3 separate regions of the Mus musculus genome follow, and regions 1 and 3 are each linked to region 2. The links are chromatin loops, found by intact Hi-C in ENCODE. Cell type or tissue: left cerebral cortex. All regions are shown on one strand.

Region 1 (8,000 bases), 270 kb after region 2:
CTGATTATGGGATGGATCCCTGGAAATCATATATACACAAGCAACACCAAATAGGTTTTCCATTTTGTAGTTACATATTGTGTGTGTGTGTGTGTGTGTGTGTGTGTGTGTGTGTGTGTGTGTGTGTATGTATGTATGTATGCAGTAATAATAATCAAAGAACAGGAGGCTACCAATTTGATTTACAAGATACCTTAGAGATGAAAATTTAAATTTACTTAATATAAGCATACTTACTTAATTTAGGCCTCTAATTAAACTCTGATGAACTCAGTTGATTATGTCCTTCTATGAATAGTGAACATTTAGTTGTGTTTTATTTATTTAAGACATTTAGTTCTAATTATGCTTGTGTGTGTGTGTGTGTGTGTGTGTGTGTGTGTGTGTGTGTGTGTGTGTGCGTGTAATTCTGAGTATGAGACTATTCATTTTATGCAGTACCTGTGGAAGCCATAAGAGGGTATCTGATCACTTGGAGTTACTAAGAACTAAAATAGAGTTTTCTGTTAAGTAAAGTATGTGTGCTCTTACGTATAGAGCCATCTATTTATCCAGCCTGAATTTATATTTTATTTTCATCAAATTTATATTGTTATGTTTGCTGATTAAATTCACTTTGTATAAATAAGGCAAGGAAGTTAGTCATTAACATGAAATGAATCAAATTTGAGGATCTAAGAAATGAATTAAGATAATATATCATTGTTTTTCTGATTTTTCTATAACCTATCTTATAAACAAAAAACTAAACCTATGTGTCCACACTTGTTATTAGTTCCATACTAACACACAGTATTTTGAAAGCACTTCATCAAAGTGGTATAAAACTCAAATCACATCTATGATGGCTTATTTACATGTCTCTTTGGTAGCCTCCAATCATGATGGTGACTTGAAGCACAAAGGAAATGATAGCCTGATTCCTATAACAGTCTTCCCTCCCATCTTGTATTAAATCTCACAATCCAAGAATGAAACAATCTCAGTGATAGTAAAGGAAATGATGCAAAGTCAGTAGACACTGGTTATACCTCATGTCTGGCTTAGGAGTTTGTGTATATACAATCTAGAGATACTCCCTACAATACTACTGCATGTTGTAAAAATTCAATTTAAAGGATGGGAGAGATGTAACTGACAGTGGCATTTAGTTACACTGTTTATAGAGATATAATTCAGATGTTACGGTTCAAATAATTTTGATAATGAGAGTTAAAACATATACAACATTGCCTCACTAATTTTATAACTTCATGCTACTCTATGATCATTTTCATCTCCCTTATAAAAATGTAAATTTAGAAAATGTGCTGCAGGTTTCTCAATAAAGAGTAAAAGTCTACTGTGAAGCTATCTCCCTATATTCATAATACAATGTATCTCTGTGTATATGTTGAACTTTAAGTCAACATGGGTGACATTTTATACAAAGGCCATATGTAGATTATTATTAGCTAGGAAAAATGGGGGAAATCAACCCTAGGAAGCATATCAGTCAATATTTATATTTAAGCTCTAGTACTGTTAGATTTGGAGCTCATATGACAGGTCTGTGTCAGTGAGTACTGAATTATTTATATTGTTTAGGATTTCAACATCCTAAACAATATAAATAATTGTAACTGTAAGTTTGGGATATCAAAATGGGATTGTAATTAAAGAGTTAGGTAGACTCACTACTGAAAATCGTATTTACAAATAGATTATCTCCTGTGCACTAGAGCCAGTAGTGGGAAAGCTGTAGTCAAGTCACTGTTAGTCACTCTTCTACAGAGAACATCCACAGCAACATAGGACTCAGAGAAAACTTCTCTTAAGTGATCTTGCTAAATTTTAGGTTTCTCATCTTCCTTTCTGCAATGGACATGAATATCCTATAATTTCACTGCTGATTCACTAACATTCATTTTTACCTTCTTTAAGACAGAGGTAACATTCCAATTTTATTTTCAACGTATTGCTAGTTTTAAGGTTCATCCATTAATCTTTTCATTGAGAGAGAAAAGAAGGTGAGAAGAAACAGGACTACTAGACAAATGACCCTGGGAATTCCTTCTCATGTTTTCTTGAAACATACCCAATATATTTCTAACTTTAAAATTCATATCAAAAAGTACTCAGGGAAGAGTACTATTTGCATAAGGGCTTAATTGGTTGTCAAAACATCAACTGGTTTAAAGGACCATGACAACTATTTGGTTTTTGTCCGAATTACTAGAGATATCCTAGCCTAACATATATTCACTCATCAGTCATATTAGCCACATAAAGAATAAAAACCAAGGACGTTTTAGTTGTGAGACTGTTGTATTTGCAAGATAATGATGGGTAAAAGAGTTTGAACATTCCTTTATCCTCTAATTCTTGTTTTGTAAAGAGCAACTTAGAATTACCATATTTTTGATCAGTCTAAGGAATTTACTAAGGACAGATCACTTTTGGCAGTAGCAAGGTGGGCAGAGGAATAATAGAAAAGTTGGCAAAGGATAATTCTTTAAATATGAGCAGTGGGCCAGCAATGAGACAGAACTAGGGAGTGTGGGGGAGCAGGTGGGTGGGCATCTTGGCTGGGGATGGGGTAGAACATGAATCATGACTATGTCTTGATAAAATTGACTACAAATAAATAATTGTATTCTAAATATGAGAAAAATCAAATGGCATAAAGAACTGTTTTCTCAGTACTACAAAACTTTTTACTTACCAGTTTTGAGTACTGATAATGTGGATTTTCCTAGGAACATTCCCATAAGAAGCATGCCATTCATATAAACATGTAAAAATTTACTTTTTCTCATATTAAATAGTTGTTATAGGTATATTTTTAATTTTATAGTCGGGAAATTTGAGAAAGACTGGACTTAAAATCACTATGATTAAGTAGGGGAAGAATTTAATTTTCATTCTTACAAGCTGATAGGATTCTAACTGATAGGTCAATTTCAAAGCTCCCTTAATAAAAAATAAAATCATAGCAAATTTATTTTCTGCAAATTTTTATCTGAGATAGCATGTTTTTCTGCAACCCAAGGACTCAGAATGGAGTCAGAAAGATCAAGTATTTAAATGCTAGTCACAGCTACATAGCAAATTTGAAGCCAGTCTTGCTACATGAAATTCTGTGTCAAAAAAGAAATAATGAATAAATATATAAAATAAAAGGCTTATGAGACAGAGGATCTATAGAAAAATGAATACTTCTTAGGGATATGGTTCAGAGGTAGAACACATACTAAGCATGCATCCATCCAGTATTGATGGCTTCAATCAAGCAAAAGAGAAGGAAAACATGAAAGAGATGGAGAGAGGTGAGCATGTAAGTCCAGGGAAACATCATCCATTTTTTTTTCTGCTGAAAAGAAAATGCTTAATTGTGTAGAATCAAGACAGAACATACAGAGTATAATAATAATAATCTGTGCGAACTTCTTGCAGAGCCTGTTCACATTCTTCCCTTCCTTTCCAATGGGCAATTAAGTTCTGAAACTTTCATGACCATGCTTCAGGGAAGACAGGCTGGGGAAGGTCAGAGTGACCTTGCTTCTGCAGATTTCTCAATTGAAAAAGTGATACATTTGGGAATATCACCCAAGCCCCAACCTTTACAGTGCTCTTCATCATTGTAACAAAGGCTTGTAAATTTCGTGCTAAATTCCTCATAATTGTCTTCTTATTTAGTATTTCAAATTACACTGTTTTCGGAATAATATTCATTGTCTTACTCAAAATGATCAGAGTTATAACAATCCTAATCTCAGATCAAGTAACTTCTAATAATAGAAACAATATTAATTAATGTTAAGAAAATGTGAGAAAAATTAGTACGTGTCAAGTGGTTAATACAATCATTGCTTTTATATCAAACTTTTCAAAGTAGATTCCTGGGTCTCCAGTACTACTAAAATTTTAATTAATGAAGTTATCTATGTCTCTCAGATAAAGATGTATCTATACTACATTTGCAAGCATCATAGTATAACAGAACCAGTATGAGAATTTAACTACAGAGTTTACATGAAAAAATATAATATTACCTAGAATTTCTCTAAGCTCAACATTAATTATTTCAGTTCCCTACAGTTCATGAATATTGATTATTAAACTTCAAGAACAGCATCTTAGTTTATTTTAGTTGTCTCATTATCTCTATATTAGCACTTCTTTTCTTACTATTCATAGATATAGTAGAAATGTTTCACTATATGTTAATGATAAATTAATTAAGAAAATCAGAACCAAAAGGCTTTTCTGGTATTTTGAAAGCCTATAAACTGCAAAGAAAAGTGATCCCATTGAGTGTCCTTTGGGTTGCTGTGTGTTTTCAGTGGCAATGTGTGCTGATCCTCAGAATACTAATATGTTGTCTGAGAGTATGTATTGAAGAAAAAGACTACCTCTACTTCCAGAAGCAGCTGCAACACACACTGATGACCACAGTGTGGGGAACAGGCTGTCATTCCCTTCATCAGCACGATGTGTCAGGAAAGATGAGTGGGGACCAGCATACGGAGTGGAAGCAGTGGAAGGCAGTGAGTCATGCTCTCATCTCAACATCTAAAAATAATCACAGCATATTAAAAGAACATATTTCCTTCCATAAAAATGAGGACCTTTTTTTTAACCTATATGTCTGTAATTTTCCGCTTCCAAACAGTTATTCCACTGGCATGAAGTTATACCTATATAAGTATTAGCTATTATCCAAAGAAGCCAGGGGTCCAATTTAAATTGTGGCACTTATGTAGAACATTGACAGTGCAGGACAAATAATAAGTTGGTTGTCAGGGATATCCTTTGAAATCACTTTAAGAGAAGGTAACGTAGTTCAGAGAGCTTTAGACCCATCAGAGGTCATTCATAGTTAAAATAATTTTGCACATATCCATCAAAATCTACATCTTGGTCTTTATTCATATAAAGGGGAAGCAGAAAGATTTCCCTATTCCTTGTTATCACGCAATAAACCTGTCATTATTGAAGATCAAACCCTGGGTGGATTTTGAAGGAACACTAAAGGACAAAGGAGTAGGCCTGGGAATGTAAAAATATATCTAAGATCTGCATAGTGAATCACAGGTTATTCCTGAAACAGAAACTAACTAAATAGATCTGAAATAGCCTTATACTTGCACTACAAAATAAAGAGGTGGAAGGAAGTTTGAAGGGTTTTTGTTGTTCTTCTTGTTTGTTTATTTGTTTTTTTTTTGTTTTGTTGTCATTTTGGCTTTTGTTTTACCAGTTGAAGGAAAGAAGAAAGATGGAGAGATGGAAAGTGTGTAGAAGGGAGGGGTAAAGGAAAAGGGGAAAGGAGAAAATGAGAGAGTGTCTTACATTAAAACCTCATCAGGTATTGTTCCCATCCCTTGTTTGCTGCATCATAACAAAGTGTTCACTTTGTCAGAATAGCTGCTGGGGAAAAGTTCAGTCAATAAAATAAAGAGATTTCAACATGAAGAAAATGTCAGAACCTTGGGGACTTTACTGGAGCTGCAGATGTTTTTTAATTAAGTTTATAAAGGAGTAAAGTTAATCAATCCTATGCCGTGGATGCCATTACTAAAGAAACAGCTGTCCCTACACTCTGTTGACTGGGTAAGGACATGTTCTACCCCCTCAGTCTCTGTCAAGCTTGTAAATGCTTGCTGTGCTTGTAAACTGTAATCATCTCATAGCATAGTCTTTCAAACAGGTTATCAATAATTCACACTGTAGATAGTGGTGGTTACTACATGACAGCAGAATGACAGAACCATAACATCCCACAATTAGAGAAATACAAACCAACCAAATCTCACCACAGATCCAATATAGGTCCAATATAGGTCCAAGGGTCAGGTGATGGTACGATCCATCCTTGTTTACTTCCTTTTCTTGGAAACTTCATTCTTCTAGACTTTTCTTATAAGCTGTTAAAACCTCATTTTGGTTTAAAGTACATGAAGAAGAAGTCTGACTCAAGAGTCCTACGACCCAGTTACTGAGCTAAAAAGCTTCCTAGGACATGACTTTGCTTTTGTTTTTAGAAAAGAAAACTTTAAAACAAAATATATAAATGATTCAAGTCATATTTGCATTGAGGTCCAGATAGGGAGCGTTAACCTTGCACAGGCAATTATAATTACCACAGGATCCCAAGTTCTTCTACTAGGGCATCCTCATCAGTGCAATGACAGTCTCTATGCAATACCTTATTTACACCTCGTCAGGAGAATTCTGTCCATTTCAAGACATTTCTAGTTATTTGGAATACTGACTAATTAGGAACCTCATAATAACTAGGGCAGTGACAGACTAACAGTCATATTTTAATACCAAATCTAGCCATGAAATGATTTTACTGTATCTTTGTTCACTCTTCTCATTTATTGTCCCCTCCAGTTTATATATCTGTATTACCTAAAGGATATCTGACACTTAATATTAAGTGTATTGGCTGTTTGCATACTTTTATTCTTCCAGACAAAGCACTCTGATTCAGACAGCACAAGGATGTAAAGGGTTGTTGGAGTTTTGATGAGAATCATAGTAATCTGGAGTAGCACATATCACTCATGTTTATCTTGAATTTAGTATTTTAGATAGCAGTTAGTTCCAGTTCTCTGGAAAACCTTAAAATTACTTGTAATATTAAACTCTATGATGCAGTTGCACTTTTATATAAAGCCCGATATTCTTCCTTCTCTCTATAAACCTACTCTTGTAACGTGAAAGGCTTAGGCGTGGGGTGGTACTCTGACATATTGTGGCATGTGTATGTGTTCCTTCAATCAAAACCACAACATCACACAACACACACACACACACACACACACACACACACACACACACACGCACACACACACACGAGAGAGAGAGAGAGACAGACAGAGAGAGACAGAAACAGAGACAGACAGAGAGAGCAAGCATGAGGGGAGGATATTTCAGGCTATAAAATGACAATATTAATCTGTCTACACAATAAGCCCATAGTCAGCTGATGCTATTTATCATGGGACAATGATGCCATGAAATGGTAACATTACTACCCTATGAAAATATTCTTTTTTCCTATAAAACTGGCACCCACATCAAGAAAGGTACAACCACTAAACTACAACAGTCTAGTTGTGTCAAACATATACTTGCCATTGGTAAAGTGTAGTGGCCATTAAGACATCCCACAATAATCAGGATATCAACAAACATACAAAGAGAAGGAAGTCTTCCTTCCTTCTCTTACCCAGTGTTTCACATCTTAATAAACCATATCCTCATTCATCTAATTGTTTAAAAAATTATCTTCAAAAATTTTAGTTGTTTCTTTACCATCTTTATACTTTACACATAATTTGTAAAAAGTCATGGTGTGAATTACTTTTATCCTTTTTACCAATTTTACTCAGTATAAGCAACCTATAGCCAAATTGTGAAGTATCTTCTTTCTATTTTTCTACCCAACTTATAGAAAATATCTTAGCTGGAGACAGGGTAATGCTATTTTATTGTGTAACTTGCCATTGCAGTTCTTGATGTGTAATCAAGAAACATTCTAGCACACTGGGAAGAGAGGCAGTTTAATGGCTGTGATGGTGTAAAGCATTCTTTCTTCTCTACTCATTGCCTGTGAACTGACCACTGCACACTACTCATTACAAATCCCTGATTCAGCTCATTAACCAGTTCATTATGAAACAATGGAAGTTGACCAAAAAGGAAGGCACAGAAAGAGAAAATGTATGGTTTTCCCACCCTCAGTGGAGTCTACTAGATGCTGATTTTACAGTGACTTTGCTTGCTCTTCTCCTTATTGTCTTCTCCCAGTGTTTATATATCTGCATTACCTAAAGGGTATCTGACATGTAATATTGAGTATATTGGTTGCTTGCATACTTTTATTTATTTATTTATTTATCTCTTTGTAGCCCTGGCTGCCCTGGAACTCACTCTGTAGACCAGGCTGGCCTTGAGCTCAGAATCTACCTGCCTCTGCCTCCCGAGAGCTGGGATTAAAGGTGTGTGCC
Region 2 (8,000 bases):
GTGTGCTTTCCAGACTGGGACCCAGAGAAATGGTTGGAAGCAAGAAACTTGTTTTCTTTGTTTTGGTATATTCATCACAGCACCTTATCCCAGAGAATTAACTCAAAATTATTTTAGACAATATCATTTTGTACATCTCTAGAATGTGAAACCCTAGGGATCCATTTTATAATAAGTAATAACAACATTCTTTACTTGCAACTCTTACTTATTCCATTTGTTTATTCTGCCAAATTAAAGGTCCCAAATGGATGTAAAATAGTAGATCAATAAAAGATACCTTTTTTGGGTTAATAGAACAGCAAAGTCTACATCACCAATTGTAGCTAGTGTGTCAATATAATGATATCAAGAGGTGTACTCATGTTTATCTGTCAGACTAAAAACCACCATACTAGAAAGAATGAAGCTTTAGTCCAGCGATATATTTAGGAAGCTGGCTAGCTTTTATGTCATCTTTACCCATGTTTTAACATTAAGTAGAGTCCTTCCTTTTATTCCTTCTACCTGTCTAAATATTGTTTCTGAATTATGTCTCCTTCATAAAATATATCTCAAACACGAAGTAATATATCTGTATATATATACAATATACAAACTTATATTGAAATTTTTGTATGTTTATTTATAAATTATAATTAAAATTTTTTCTTCAATGGCTTTATAGTATCAACTATATGTATTTACTTACAGAATTAATGTAAGCTTTATTTTAAAATGCAGATATTTCTGAAGGCTATATTTAAATCATTTATCTTACCAAAATGACTACTAGGCCCTTTAGGACACTGAGTAAGTATTAGCCAGTGACTGGTGTTAGACACACTGACTAGATGTGCCTAGCACTAATCACGGTGTTCATGAATAGAAGAAAACTCTTTAAGGAGCCAAAGACTCAGGGTAGGAGGCTCAGAAACTGTGTTCTGTGTATGCAGATGGATTTCCATCCAACAGTGGTTATTTAGAGAGTGGAGATCCTGAACTGTTGTTTGCATGCAGATGGAGAAGTCCTCAGAAGGTGCTAAGTACCCTGTGGAGTAGTCTCTCCCCAACCTAGACACCAACTGGAACACTCCAGAGAAAGCAAAAGAGGACTGAAGTTCAATTGGTTCTTTGGAGGAGAGAAATCTGTAGAACAACATGTCTTTCAACATTCTGAATATTCAGGCTTATTTGTTCACAGGGTCACCATTGCTAGGAGTCACGACTAGGGGTTCCTCTTACCTATTTTATTTGGGAAGTTAGACCAGGAGGCAGAGGAGGTGAATTAGGTCTGATGCTGAGATGACTCAGCCCCAGCCTGGGCCTTGGCTTTCACAGCCACGCTTCAGTGACTCATTTCTCTGGCACTGTCTTTGTTAACTCCTGGGATCAGAAGAAGTGTCCTGTTTACATAGCCCTACATATGGCTGACTGGCTCTGTTTTTTGTTTTAAAGGAGCTGCTTGTTTCCATCCTGTACCTGATTGGTGGCTTTACTGTCAAGTAAAATGACCCTGGTATGTCACCTTGTGACTTAGTCCTCATCTTTGCTCCACTCAGACGACCTCCTTTTCCCCTCCTCCCCTAACCTTTTAAGGCATAAGTGTGTGACTTTTTTTCAAAAGAAAGGCCTGTATTGTTTACTTGAGCCCCTCCAGACCATTCTCACAATGATGTAATATTTTTCAATACCAGGATTGGGTTTTAGCATGCATTCTTGTTCTTACTGCCTTAAGTGATATTATTATTATTATCATTTTAAAGTATATTAGTGCTTCAGTTTAGATGTCAATCAAACTCTGGACATCGTGTCAAGGAATATTCCCTCTGGGAATGACTGTCAGCCCCCTAGCACCTGGATTTCTAAGGATAGCACCATGGAGCAGTCTAGGAAGAGAAATAATTAGTATCCCCCCCACCCATCCCGCCCTTTACAACATGCTTTCCCTGTAGCTTTCTGAGTTTTCATCCCCCCACGCCTCCACAGAGACCCCAAAGGAATGAGAAGACAAGCAGGAAAGTGGTCCATGGCCCACCTCTTTTTAGCAAACTGCCTCTGATCATGCCCACTGCAGCTTATCCAACACAGGCCTTTTGGGATTCTTTCTGTTGCAATGTCATTATTCGGCTCCCCTGTTGCAGTGTTTCCAAGGTAAAGAATAGCATTCTCCCTGATGCTTTGGACAAGCTGTCCTGATTCAGCAGGAGAAATCTGAAAATCGTGATGTTTGCACGCTTCCTTATCCATTATTCAAATCCATAGACTCTGAGCATTTAGGGAGGAGCTGCCTCCTGCACTAAAGGGAAAATCACTCATTCAAGTGACTGATGTGAAAATCAATTGCTTCACTCTCTTTTTTTAAAGATATCATTTATCTCTGGCTTCCTTTCTATGTAGATAGTCACCAACTTCAAGGGGTTAAAGATAGAATGAACGTATGTAGCACAGTGTATTTTTGGCCAAGGGATATCCTGATGCTTAGTCTAAAACCCATCCCATCCCCCAAGCAGTTCCTGCCACAATAGGGCTGTAATTGAAATGCCGACTGTTGTGCTCTATCTGTGTAAGAGAGTACAAGTGTTAATGACAGCCTGTTTTCAGCATTCGAATCTGAGGAATAAAGCTGCCAATGTGTGATCACACAGCAACTCTAAACAACCCCATGCCATGCAAAAAGGAAAAATGGAGTAGTTATGAGAATCAGGCTCCTGTTTCCTTGGTCTTCCTGGTGAATACCTCCTGTAAAGGAGAGAGATTGTCAATTACTCTGCCACTGTCAGAGTTTATAGATGGAGGGTACCTCAAAAGGCACAAACACAAAAAACTTCAGCTAGGCGTCTCGGAACACAGCTTTAAGAAACATTTCCACCCTTGCTGATATGCTTTTACAGGATTAAACGAGAAAAAGGTAACAAAAATTCAATTACTGTCTTCGTCAAAAAAATGCTACCTGTAAGTTAATGGGACATCAATGTGCTGTTCTTTAGTGTGAGTCTGGAGAGGCCTGTCTCTTTTCCTTTCCCCAGCCCTGCTTTCACACTGGAGGGTCATCTTTGAACTGCCTTAAGAATAAGTGCAGCAATGCTTCCTGTTCAAAAGCCCAGCACTTGGTCTTGAACCCATTTTTCTGGACACAATCCATCTCTCTCTTTGGACACTCATTATACTAGAAACGATTTGGGTGTTCTAGGTAAATGATGAGGAGCCAAAGGGACTGTTTAGCCTCTGTGCTTCTTTCCATGTATTTATGTGGGTGAGTAGTTCTTGCTGGAGAGGCATTGCCTATTCAGATACTACTAATACTATTCTACCACTACAACTACGACTACGACTACGACTACGACTACTGCTTCCTTTTTATTCTTTACTGCTATCCTATCACAGTGGAAATCATTCAATGTCTTGCTTTCATTCCATTGACAAGCTTTCTTGTGAGTCGATTGGGTAAAGGAGATGCTTTCCCTAGCGCTGGGAAACTCCCATTAGGAAGAAAAAACGTTTGTATGCAATATTTAATTGCTGGTTACAGAGTCTTCAGTAGTTTGCCCTTCATTTGGCACAGCAGGCTTTGTTGAAAAGGGCTAACCACAGAAAATCTTTTACTGTGGTAAAAGAGGCACCAGAAGAGGGTGCCATTTATAGTCACAGAGAATCCAAACAGAACTGCCAGGACGAAGAAAATGTGTCCAAGTGAGGAAGTGTAGTGAGGGTGAGCAGGTGTGACAGATGCTCAGACAGTCAGTTTTCTAATTTTTTGTGCACTGTGATAATGTGTGTGCTGTTTCCAATATCAGCTAAAAAACACATGTCAGCTCATTAATGTCTGGGAATGGGCTATTAGTTCTATTACTACTTTCCTATATGACTGTAAGACCAATTCTTAACTAAGAAGGTATTTTATGTTCAACAAAATATTGAGCCAATGTACAAATGCATCTACACACTTATAGGCTATTTGTTATAGCTATGTGACCGACTAAGAAATAGGCATATCTACTGTAACATAGTTAAGGCTCATGCATATTTTCGTTGCTCTTTTAATTCTAGAAAATTTTCAGAATCTCTTCTTCCTTTTACTTCATTCTTAGAGTTTACTGAGAAGTTACCTGTTTCATATAAACCATGTTTTCTATGTTTACAGTCCTTTTACTTACAAGAAGGAATGCCACAATAGGTTGGGAAACATGCTAATAGTCATCTTTCAAAATAGTTAAATAGTCAGACTGGTAATGATGCAGAAAATGGTTGGGCCTAGATATTGCTAATGGGAATGAAAATTGCTCTCACAATTCTGAGGGAAAATGTGGCAATAAATTATCTATATACTGAATATGTATACTTCTTGACTCAGCAATTCCTTCTCTGGGAATCAAACCTACAAGAAAAAGGGGGCTATAGCCTGCAAAGATATAGCTATACATTTCCTACCCTTGTTTCCTTTCTGTGATCAGAAAACAATAAAAACAAATTTAATGCCTCATCATGGAAAAAAGTAAATGATAGCAGTTCCTCATGTGATTCAGCTTTAAAATAATCCCATGAACTATAAGAAATGTTACTGAAAAATAAAATTTAAGAAGATTAGTGTACAAAATATCACCATTTGACTTAGTTTCGTGAAAAGGAAGTATATATTTGAAAAGATTAAAAGTTAGAGTTATATAATTGAAAGAAAAATGAGTGAGTATTTTTCAAAATATATAAATGAATGAAATGAAACATTTTTTTTCTTTTTCCATCTATACTTCTGAGTTTCATAAAAATGACTCAATTATAATTTTGATAAGAAAATGGAATTGTTCAAATGAGACAGAAATGGTTAAATAGGAAAAATCTTATGGGTTTGGGTTTCTAAGACATACATTGTTAGTATAATACAATTGTCTGTTTTTTGTCATAAGTGTACATGCAATTATTTCAATTGCAATAATTATGCACTATGCTGTCTAGCTACAGAGTACATTAACATACCTTTTAATGGAATGTTAAGACAATAAAAGAGAAAATAGAGATACAGTATTACTTATTAGCACTTGACCTAAGTTAATTACAACTCGCATATTATCCACAAGTATTGAATATACTTTCAGATACTATTTAATTAGAAATCTGTTTCGAAGTCTGTCATCTCCTATGCACGCAATTATGCAGGTTTTACTTTCCTAAATGGGTTTTCTTTTTACTTACCCAAATGTAAGTATATTATTTTAGAGATTATTTCTGCCTTGCATTTCAATGGCATAATGGTTAACATCCTAACTAGTAGACAATTATATGCAAAATAATATTGGAGCATACTGAGTTAGGAAACAATATCACATTTTACTGGTTGGATTTTGGTTTAGTCTGGAGATATGGTGAAGAATGCATAAAAACAAAGATATCCACTTAGTTTGCTTCATTACTTTTAAGACTTCATTCATGCTCATAAAGATCACAGTTTGCTAATAGCTGTTTCATGATGCTTCAAAGGTTAGATCCTATCATGAAAGTACACCTTTTCCATTCTGGCACTATTACCTAGGACTTAAGTCCTAAGAATGCCATTCTGACTGAGGCATGGAATCCTTTAATGAATAAACTATGGAAATCTATCCACCTTTCATTTAGAATCCTATAATAGAATATCGTAATCTGCATGACTTATGCAGAAATATATTTCTCCCATATCATCTTCATTCTGAGAATTTCAAGTCCAAAGCTTCAGGAGGCTCTGTGACTTTTAGCACTCTGTTTCCTTGATCCTAGAAGATGCCTTTCTGTGTTTTGTTTTCAATTGAAAAGAGGCATGCTACTTCCTAGGGGGAACTATTATTTTTTAACTACCTAATTTATTAACCTATTTGTAATACTACACCCCCAGTCTCTAAATGTGTATGTGTGTGTATAAGAATATGAATCTTTAGGGAATATAGGACTGATTAGGTCATTAATCTGATCCTGATTTAACATAGGTACCTGGTATCTGTCTAGAAATTTGTCCATTTCATCCAGGTTATCCAGTTTTGTTGTGTATAGCCTATTGTAAAAGGATCTGATGGTGTTTAGGATTTCCTCAGGATCTGTTGTTATGTCTTCCTTTTCATTCCTGATTTTGTTAACTAGGATTCTGTCCCAGTGCTCTCTAGTGAGTCTGGCTAAGGTTTTATCTATCTTGTTGATTTTCTCAAAGAATCAGCTCCTGGTTTGGTTGATTCTTTGAATAGTTCTTTTTGTTTCCACTTGGTTGATTTCGCCCCTGAGTTTGATTATTTCCTGCCGTCTACACCTCTTGGGTGAATTTGCTTCCTTTTGTTCTAGAACTTTTAGGTATGTTAGCTGTCTCTTGTGAAGCTATGCCAGTGCATGGCAAACACAGAAGCTCACAGTCATCTATTGGATGGAACACAGGGCCCCTGATGGAGGAGCTAGAGAAAGTTTCCAAGGAGCTGAAAGGGTCTGCAACCCTATAGGTGGAACAACAAAATAAACTAACCAGTACCCCCAGAGCTCATGTCTCTAGCTGCATATGGAGCAGAAGATGGCTTAGTCGGCCATCATTGGGAAGAGAGGCCCCTTGGTCTTGCAAACTTTATATGCCCCAGTACAAGGTAACACCAGGACCAAGAAGTGGGAGTGGGTGGGTAGGGAAGCAGGGGTGACAGGGAGGGTATAGGGGACTTTCAGGATAGCATTTGGAATGGAAATGAAGAAAATACCTAGTAAAAAAAATTGTAAAAAGAATAAAAAAGAATATGAATCGTAATAACCCTACCACATGAATTAATTATCTCTCAAGAGCCTACTCTTTAAAAAAGACACCTTGAATTGGGATTATAATATATTAAATTATGACAAATACAAATAATCAGACCATTGTAGCTATTGCATACATGTAGTTTATGATTGTAATTTAATCCAATATGATTTGAGGTTAGCATTTAGAGTTAATAGATATCAAAGTAATGCACTTGGTCATTCTGCCTGTTGTAAGATGACAAGGAAGAAATTTAGTTATGATTGCTACTTTCATGGCTTAGATAAACATCTTGTGATGATTACAAAATTACCCCAACAGTCTAGCCTGCAATTATATGCATCATTTTAAAATGGCTCAGGGGTATACATCCATTTTCTGTTGTTCCTTTTGCTAAAACTAAGAATAATATATATTTCAGTATATACCATGTTTATTAATATAAAAGTAAAAATACTAGAGAAGGCAACTCTAAAATGATTCTTTAATCTACCTAGGCTATCAGAGCTTCTCAGACAGCAACTGGCTTGCCACCAATCATTGTGCATTCACCCATCATCATAGTTACTTCCCACTTTTACAGCTTCCTTTAGTTTTTCAACCTAGGATTTCTTAAGATGCTTTCCATTTATAACATAAGTTTCACAGAATGCTTTCTAACAAAAGTATCCTTGTTAAAATAAGTGTGAGAGACTCAGTATACACAGGGACATATGGTGACACGTATGGTAATATGGTACATTTGGGGAAAATTCTTATGCTACAGATATTGGCTTATCTCTGTATTTTTGAGATTTATTTAATTTCAGTATGTGTGTGTTATGTATATGTGTATATATAAATGTGAATGTGTATATTTAAATGGGTTAATCTGCCAGATTCTCTAGTGAGGTACATTTATATATACACATATATATTACTGATGTTAGATATACAAATGATAGATAGATAGATAGATAGATAGATAGATAGATAGATAGATGATATGGACATTTTTTTATAAGAGCTGGTTCACTCAGTTTGATTTGGCAAGAGCGAAATCAGTAAGGCAAGCTACCAGTCAGAAAAATCCATATAGGTTTCCTATACTACAGACTTCTGTCAGGACTCTATTGTTTTCTGAGAAAAACAAACCAACCAAGCAAACTTTTGTTTGCTTTTGGTTTTTACCAAAAACCCAACAAGCAAACAAAGACTTTTACTTACTCCAACTCAATGAATAAGAGAAATGGGAATTTTGATAATAACATATAAAAATGAAGAAGCTACTATTAAAATTCTA
Region 3 (8,000 bases), 260 kb after region 2:
CATGGGGCTGGTGAGTTGGCTCAGTGGGTAAGAGTACCCGACTGCTCTTCAGAAGGTCTGGAGTTCAAACCCCAGCAACTATATGGTGGCTCACAACCATCTGTAACGAGATCTGATTCCTTCTTCTATAGTGTCTGAAGACAGCTACAGTGTACTTACAAACAATAAATAAATAAATCTTAAAAAGAAGAAGAAGAAGAAGAAGAAGAAGAAGAAGAAGAAGAAGAGGAAGAGGAAGAGGAAGAGGAAGAGGAAGAGGAAGAGGAAGAGGAAGAGGAAGAGGAAGAGGAGGAAGAGGAAGAGGAAGAAGAAGAAGAAGAAGAAGAAGAAGAAGAAGAAGAAGAAGAAGAAGAAGAAGAGAAGAAGAAGAAGAAGAAGAAGAAGAAGAAGAAGAAGAAGAAGAAGAAGAAGAAGAAGAAGAAGAAGAAGAAGAAGAAGAAGAAGAAGAAGAAGAAGAAGAAGAAGAAGAAGAAGAAGAAGAAGATGCTAGCAGGGAGTAGATCCAGCCTCGGAGAAAGAACTTTGTTGCAGGCAACAAAGATAAAAGGGAGTTGAAAATCTGAAGTCTGCTTTGCATAAGACATGGAGATGCAGAGTTTGGAGTTTGTCCAGCTGGTTTCCTGTCTTGCTTTGGGGTTTACAGTTAAGTGCTTGGATGATTGTCAAAAGATACCTTGAACTTTGGACTTCTAAAACTGTTGAGATTGCTATAGACTATGGGGACTTTTGTAGTTGGACTAAATGAATTTTGCATTATGCTATGTTTAGGTATGGCCCCCATAGACTCATGTTTGAACAAGCCTATGGGGGTCATGGAGTGGAATGTAATGGTTTCCATATGCTCATCACAGGGAGTGGCACTATTAGAAGGTGTGGCCTTGTTGGATGAAGTGTGTCACTGTAGGGGTGGACTTGGAGACTTTCCTCCTAACTGCCTAAGGATGCCTAGCTGGTTCCTGGCTTCCTTTGGATGAAGATTAAGAACTCTTGGCTCCTCATGTACCATGCTCCCTCCTTCATGACAATGGACTGAACCTCTGAACCTGTAAGCCAGCTCCAATTAAATATTGTCATTTATAAGACTTGCCTTGGTTATGATATCTGTTCACAGCTGTAAAACCCTAAGACAATAAGTATGACAGCTTTTGTTATCTCATTACAGTGCTGTTTTTAAAGACCATCAGACTGTACCTGAATACTTCAGTCTTGGACCTAAACATTCAGTCACCTTAGGTTTGAGCAGTTACCTTTGATTCTAGTAAAAAGGCTGCTTCACAGATAGAACATGACTCATAGGAGGGTAGTATCTTCAGCAGCAACCCAGAACCTGGAGCATGAGTAATTCTCTACTGAGAACAATCTTGGTCCCTCAAGCAATTAGAGCTCGTTAAACCACCATGTAGAATGAGAACAGACAATGACCAGCCAGACTATACCTTGCCCAGGACTACCTCTGTTGTAATGTTTTCTCTGCTTAAGCTTAAAAGCCATGTTAATACCCTGCACACAAACATTGGGACAATGGCTCCCTTCATCTCTTCCTCTTTCCAATACATATTGATTAAATCTCCGCTGTGCTTTCTCTTTGCATGTCTATTTAATTAGTGTATTGGAATGGGTGGCTGAGCCTATTTAATTAGTGTATTGGAAAGGGAGACTGAGCATAGATTGGTGAATCTGCCAGAACCAAGCTTGTTCCCCCAGACCTCCAGTTATTATGTTTTTCCTCATTGCTAAAATACTATATTTTATGGAGTTTCTGCATGTTTTCTTTCTTCCTTTTTTCCTCATCCTCCTACCAGAATATTTAATAAGGGATTTATCCCTTTAGAAAACTACACATGTATAATCTAAAATGTTTAAGTGGGTAGATGTTACATAGAAGATTTCTGGAGTTTTCTCATCTTGTACGATTGAATATTTATACCTGTTAATCAGCTGGTCTATTTCTCTCTCTCTCTCTCTCTCTTTTAGTCCTTAAGAACTTTGGATTTTATGTGTGACTATATCATACTGTTTATAAAGGTAGAGTCATATAGGTTTTTCTTTCTCTAACTAATTTTACTTAACACAGTATGCTTAATCTATTTAGGCTGTAACTATTATTTCCTTCTTCAGAAATGTTGAAGATTATCCTATCACTTTCTTCTGTGAGTCAACCACTGAGTCTAACACAGGGACATACAAAAGAACACATATGGCATTCTATAGTTCTATTTTTCATCCTGTAATTATTCATCAACACGAAAACAAAAGAATGCATCTATAGCTATATATCACATATACCACATACACACACACACACACACACACCCCACACACACACACACATTTTTGTGTGTGTGTCAAGTAACATAGAATTAAGGGCATAGTCTGTGGCAAGCTCTTTGACTATTATGCTGAACACTGAGTTTAGTTTTTAGCACTTTGAGCTAATTGTTTGCAGTGCTTCTACTATTCTTGTAAGATGAAGATACTAAATTGTGTGTATAAGGTGGAAGATCTGGATTCTGTAACTTATGGTTTCTTAGGTGAGTTAATACCTTTAAATGCTTTAAAATAGCATTGCACAAATTAAAATTATAAAGTTCATGCCAATAAATCAATGCATTTTATCCATCTAGAGTGATAGTAAGAATCCAGTATTGTGCTCAACCATGAGTTAAGAGCAAGAACACAGAACAAAAGGAAACGCCTCTTAAAAAAAAAAAAAAAAAAAAAAAAAAAAAAAAAAAAAACCCAACAACTTTGGTATACAATTTTGAGCTTTATATATGAGGAAATCCAGATTTTCCTTTATATTGGTCCCTAAATGTTATATAGATGCATTTAGATTCTTAATGTCAATGCGGAGTTCTGACACTAACTACTCTGTGAGCTATTTCTTACCACTGAGTTTCTCTTCCCAAAGTTTCCTTTTTCTGCAAATCCTCATGACATTTCTCTTGGAGGTAGTAGTACTCCTGAATGATGTTCCATCAAGAGAGGAGAGTGTGATTCTTCTTTAAATGTCTGTGGTTTCAGTTGACCTGGAGGAAGAGAAGCTTCTCCATGGTTTTCCATTTCTATTCTGCCCTGTTTCCTTCCCACTAGACCCCGCCCTACATTTCACACTTGGATCTCATGGGTGATGATGAGTCAGATGGCATTTCTCACCAGCACTCTCTTGGGTGTCCTAGCAGTTTAGATCACCTACATTGCAGACAAAGCTGCTAGAAACACATGCAAAACTCAATTCCTCTAGGTTATTCTAAGAACCTTAATTCATTTGAAAGTGAAGGGGTGGCAAAGAACTTCAGCCTACACTGCAACTCACAAAGCAGAGAAAACTACTAATTTATCCTCTGTGATGACAAATCAGAGAAGTCACCCAGAAACATAATCATAGCATACAAGGTCAGAATAGATCAACCCTCACATGTCCCAGGCACTTCTGTTTGCCTCTGGGGAGCAACAGTTTTTCTTGTTTGGCTAACGGTGTGATGGGTGAAATACAATGTGTGGAATACAAGGGATAGGACGGCAAGGAAGAGATGAAGAACCTCATAAGGAAGAAACATATGGCTATGCATATGCATGCTGGTCTGCATCAGAAGCACATGTGGCTGGATGACAGGATGGTGATGCTACAGGAGAGCAGTCAGAACCAAGCCTAAAAATGCTTTTTCTCTACTCAGTGCTTTCCCATGGTGTGAACACAGTTCTCAGCTATGCTAAAGTGGATTTCTCTACTCACATGAATATACATAATAAAAGGTGCCTTACATTGCAGTTGCATTTGGAAAATTCAGATATGTGTGTGTTGTGTTGTTAATACATCTATACACGCATATACAAACACACATACATGTATATTGTATTAATATATTTATATAAGTATACATAAATACATGTTAATCTCTCTTAATCACCTTGTGCTGTCTGTATTCTTTCTGAATGAACAATTACTCAGACACAACATTTTTTTTTCATTTTCTGTAATTTCTCCTAATATTTTTCCTTTTTAATTAATCATTTTATTCATTTGCATTTCTCTTAACTTTTAAAACCTTTACAAAATGTTGATAATGATGAGGATAATAATGATGTAGGTTCATTCCTTTGCATTCCGTGACCTAAAATTATTAATAAACTGTAGGTGAATATTAGGGTTGTTTGAACACTCATATTCTCAATATGCTATAACTAGGTGCCATAGTTAAAAACTGATGTCCATGAAACTTAATAAATGTCATCTTGATGCTACTAATCCAGCTAGCTTTCTTACATGTAAAACTTGAAAAAAATGGGGAAGGGTTGAATAATGGAAGTGGAACCTTACAGATTCTTTGGAAAGTCAGTTGGATGGTGTTTTGCTAGGGCAAACACATGTAGGAAGATTAAGCTTAAGTAGACACAGGTGAAAAACTAAAGCAGACTCATGAAGGAACATTTAGCTTTAGCAGACACAGGAGAGAGGATGTTCTGCTAAAGCAAGCATGTGAAAGGACACATGATGGATACTTTGCTAGCAACACACAAATATTCGTCTGCCTTACATTGCATAGTGGAGCTGCATTTGCCTGGACTCCTTAGAGAGAAATGCACCAAAATACCTCTAGTGGTGTGCTGCAGTTTCTTGCTGCTTCCTTGGACTCATGCTGATTGGCAGAGTTTTGTCAGCTGAGACAGACATAAATGCTGATGCAAGACAGGTGTTGAGATAAGACCCAGGGAAAACAAGTGATGTTTGGAGGGTATAAATAGGACTTACAGATAGTGATGAAGGCTGAGTTAGGCTTGCTTGTAAAGCTAGCTGTGCAACACTTGTGGGTCTCATGTCTTTGCAGATCTTTGCTTCCCTGACAGAGGCACAGCTGAGAACTGTTGGCATTTCTCATGGTCCCTCCTGCTGACTCAAGCCAAGGCTGAGGTCTGGCTGTTCCTGCTAGGTCATATCACTGCTGTTGCTAACCTGACTGAACCAAACTTGGTTGCCAGTGTATTCTGTCCCTGTTAACCTGTGAACTGAACTGCTGATTTCCAGATAGCATAGACAAAGTTGCTCCAATGAACCATTCTAAACAGGACCACGTCCCTGTATCCTTTCTTTTTCCACTACCTCTGGTAGGTGGTGGGATAAAAAGGGGAGGTTAAAGAATTTAAGAACCATCATTAAATAGGTTTTGAAAAGTGAAAGTTACAAAGTATCTTTAACAGAGAAGATAATCTGGCATCTATTGTAACTATAACTGAACTTGCTACATACTAGGTGTTACTGGGTGACACAGGCACTGATACCTACCTCACACTAGAAACATTTAGATCAGAAATGTCCCAAAACAACTATAAAAATCGAGAAAATAGGAACAATCCACGTACACTGAATATGAGACACTTTCCAATTACCAATGGAAAAGGAAAAGATTTATTAGCACTCAGGGTTATTTACAATGTGAATAAATACAAGTGATAAAAATACTTACTGAGGATAACCCCAAACATCAAGAAGATGTTATACTCTCTCCTTCCCCTGTGTCAAGTGTGCTATCTTCTTTCTTATTAGCTGAATTTCAGTTTCATATATTTCATATTTAGCAAACTTACTAGAAGGTAAGCCTCAGGAAAAGAGGAAATGTTCTCTATTTATCGTTATAACTCCAACGGTTCAAAAACCACCAAATAAAATGATGTATATGACTGGTAAATAAAAATTAATTTATCGTCTTGTATGTATATCTAAGCTTTGTGTGGATGAAAAATCCTTTAAATCAATACTGAAAGATGAACACTCTTCATTTAAGGGCCATAGTGCAGTAAAGGTAGATATTGAACACTGTATCATCTGCAATAGCCCCGGGGAACCCACAGGTCTGACATAGAAGAAAAAGAAATCATTCTATAAGTCATAAATGAGGAGGAGATACTTGGAATTTTAGAAGAATAAAGGTAAATTTTCAATCTGAAATTTTCATAGGATTGGTTTTAGTTGACAACTTCTCAAAGAAAATTGCTGTATACGGAATGGCACTTTAAACTACACATTGGGTTTAAAGATATGCTCTAGAATATACATAGAAATGAGTGTGTTTTCTTTTAACAATATTTTATTTTACTATAGAAATACATGATCAACATATACTTTTCCCTGCTGGTACTTTTCTGAGCTGGTTCTATTGGAGACTTTCCAGTTTATGACATTATAATAATTTCATGTGTAATATTTGCTAAATAATCAGGTACTGGAAATTTGTTTTTATATGACACAACTTCTGTCTTCATCTGTAGGATAGTATTTGCAGCACAAACACACACCACATGTGTGTATGTGTGTGTGTGTGTGTGTGTGTGTGTGTGTCCCAGAAGGAAACTCAAACAGCCTATTGTAAAATAAACAAAACATGGAGTTGAAGGAGTATAATTCAAGTTGGAAGGCTGAATTACAGTAGTAAAATAGAATAGGACAAAACCTGTAAGATAACACCACTTGACAAATCAAAACAGGGAGAGAGAGAGAGAGAGAGAGAGAGAGAGAGAGAGAGGAGAGAGAGAGAGAGAGAGAGAGAACTAAACACATTCATCAGATTGTACCTGTAAATTTATAAGTGTGTGTGTGTGTGTGTGTGTGTGTGTGCACCAGACTACACATACGGAGTCCAAAAGATGAACAGAATTCACTGTTCTCATTTTGCTATATGGGTTGTCTGGGTATCACTCAAGATGTTAGTATTTTGGCAAGACCCTTACCTGTCATATGCCATAATCAGACCTTCTAAATTTGCCTTGTTTTGGAATGATATATAATGTCAGAAAAATAATTAAAATAATTTGATGTAAATTATACAAAATTAGGTAATGGGAAAACCAGTGACACAACCAAGCATTGACCAAGTTTTATAGAAATGAAGTGTGTCTATTGATTTAGTTTAATTTGAAAATTAATTCATCTGGAAAATTTGAACTTCTAGTAGAGGAAGCAATTAAGAAATAAAATGTCCCATAATTCCCATGTAACAAAAGTACAAAGGAAACAAAGTTACAGTTCCAGGCTGTGGTGACTTGATATTGGCAAGATATTAGTCAGAATTTAGCTACTATGGGTAAGACTTTATGTAAGACATATAATAATCAGACATGCCTGTCCATCTAGATGAAGCAGGAATATTAAGGCTGATAGTGAACTACGCCAAATCCTTGACATTTTCCCAGTAGAGAATGAGGGATTATACAGTTTTTATCTTTTTTCCAGGGGACATATTAAATCTGTCCTCTCACAGACTGAAAAATAATGTCTAATATGAAAATGCATAGCTTCATATGCATGCTATACTGGGTGGTTCTCTTTCTACATGGGTGCTGTAGATCCAAACACAGGTCTTACACTTGTGTGACTAGAACTTTACTGACTAAGGCATATTCCCAGCACTGCTAGATTATAATTTAAAAAACACTTTCTAATTAATATTTGACAATCTAAAAGTAAAAGAGTTACTATATAGGAAGAGCTGATTGTGGGGTATGGAAACTTCAGTAACCAATATATAAAACACAAAGCAATCATCAATGACTGCAATAAAAATGCAATTTACAATACTGAGCTACATCATGTACTTGTACAAAATATGTAAACTAAAATACTCATAATTTTGAAGATACAGAAAAATATTAACTATCATATTTTAATATACTTAATGCTGAAATTATAAATATGTACATTTTACTTTGTTTAGTGCCTAATATGGTAAATGTAATTATATATACTCTGATGTGATTAAGTTAGGCTAAGTGGTGTGCTACCTACCTTACATTATGTTGCTGTGAGAACATTTTATATCTTCTAAATAGTTTTCAAGAAACTAAGAAATTTATATCTATAGTTTGGCTTTGTACAATAGACCTCTTGAAAAAAATGTTTCTAGTCTGACTGAATTTTGCAACTATTGACTACCATTTCCCTGACTTCTCAAACTGATTTCACAGGAAATGGGAAGCCAAAATTCTATCCTCTGCTTCTATGTCAT

What was found. Peaks named below come from ENCODE experiments on the same cell type or tissue, not always from the same donor. Only the 100,000 strongest peaks of a DNase experiment are listed, where the experiment ranks them.
Region 1: it touches region 2 in a loop (3-fold over the local background); 2 of 42 quality-filtered maps call a loop at or near these places.
Region 3: it touches region 2 in a loop (4-fold over the local background); 2 of 42 quality-filtered maps call a loop at or near these places.

Annotation. Positions count from the first base shown.
Region 1 is chr2:108,298,507-108,306,506 of GRCm38, forward strand. No RefSeq gene overlaps it. Among named protein-coding and RNA genes, the nearest start is that of Gm13912, 11 kb to the left of the region's middle. In left cerebral cortex, a CTCF peak has its summit at 4,465; DNase peaks (open chromatin) are centred at 4,487, 4,985 and 5,779; H3K27ac peaks cover 429 bases.
Region 2 is chr2:108,031,481-108,039,480 of GRCm38, forward strand. No RefSeq gene overlaps it. Among named protein-coding and RNA genes, the nearest start is that of Gm23749, 45 kb to the right of the region's middle. In left cerebral cortex, a CTCF peak has its summit at 3,603 (motif pointing right); DNase peaks (open chromatin) are centred at 1,020, 1,288, 2,190, 2,580 and 2 more places.
Region 3 is chr2:108,286,691-108,294,690 of GRCm38, forward strand. It overlaps Gm13912 (a long non-coding RNA gene), which reads right to left and starts at 4,629. Exons shown (of 3, transcript XR_374869.1): 1 at 4,539-4,629; 2 at 2,890-3,029. In left cerebral cortex, no CTCF peak of the experiment used is centred here; DNase peaks (open chromatin) are centred at 1,389, 3,227 and 3,560; H3K27ac peaks cover 690 bases.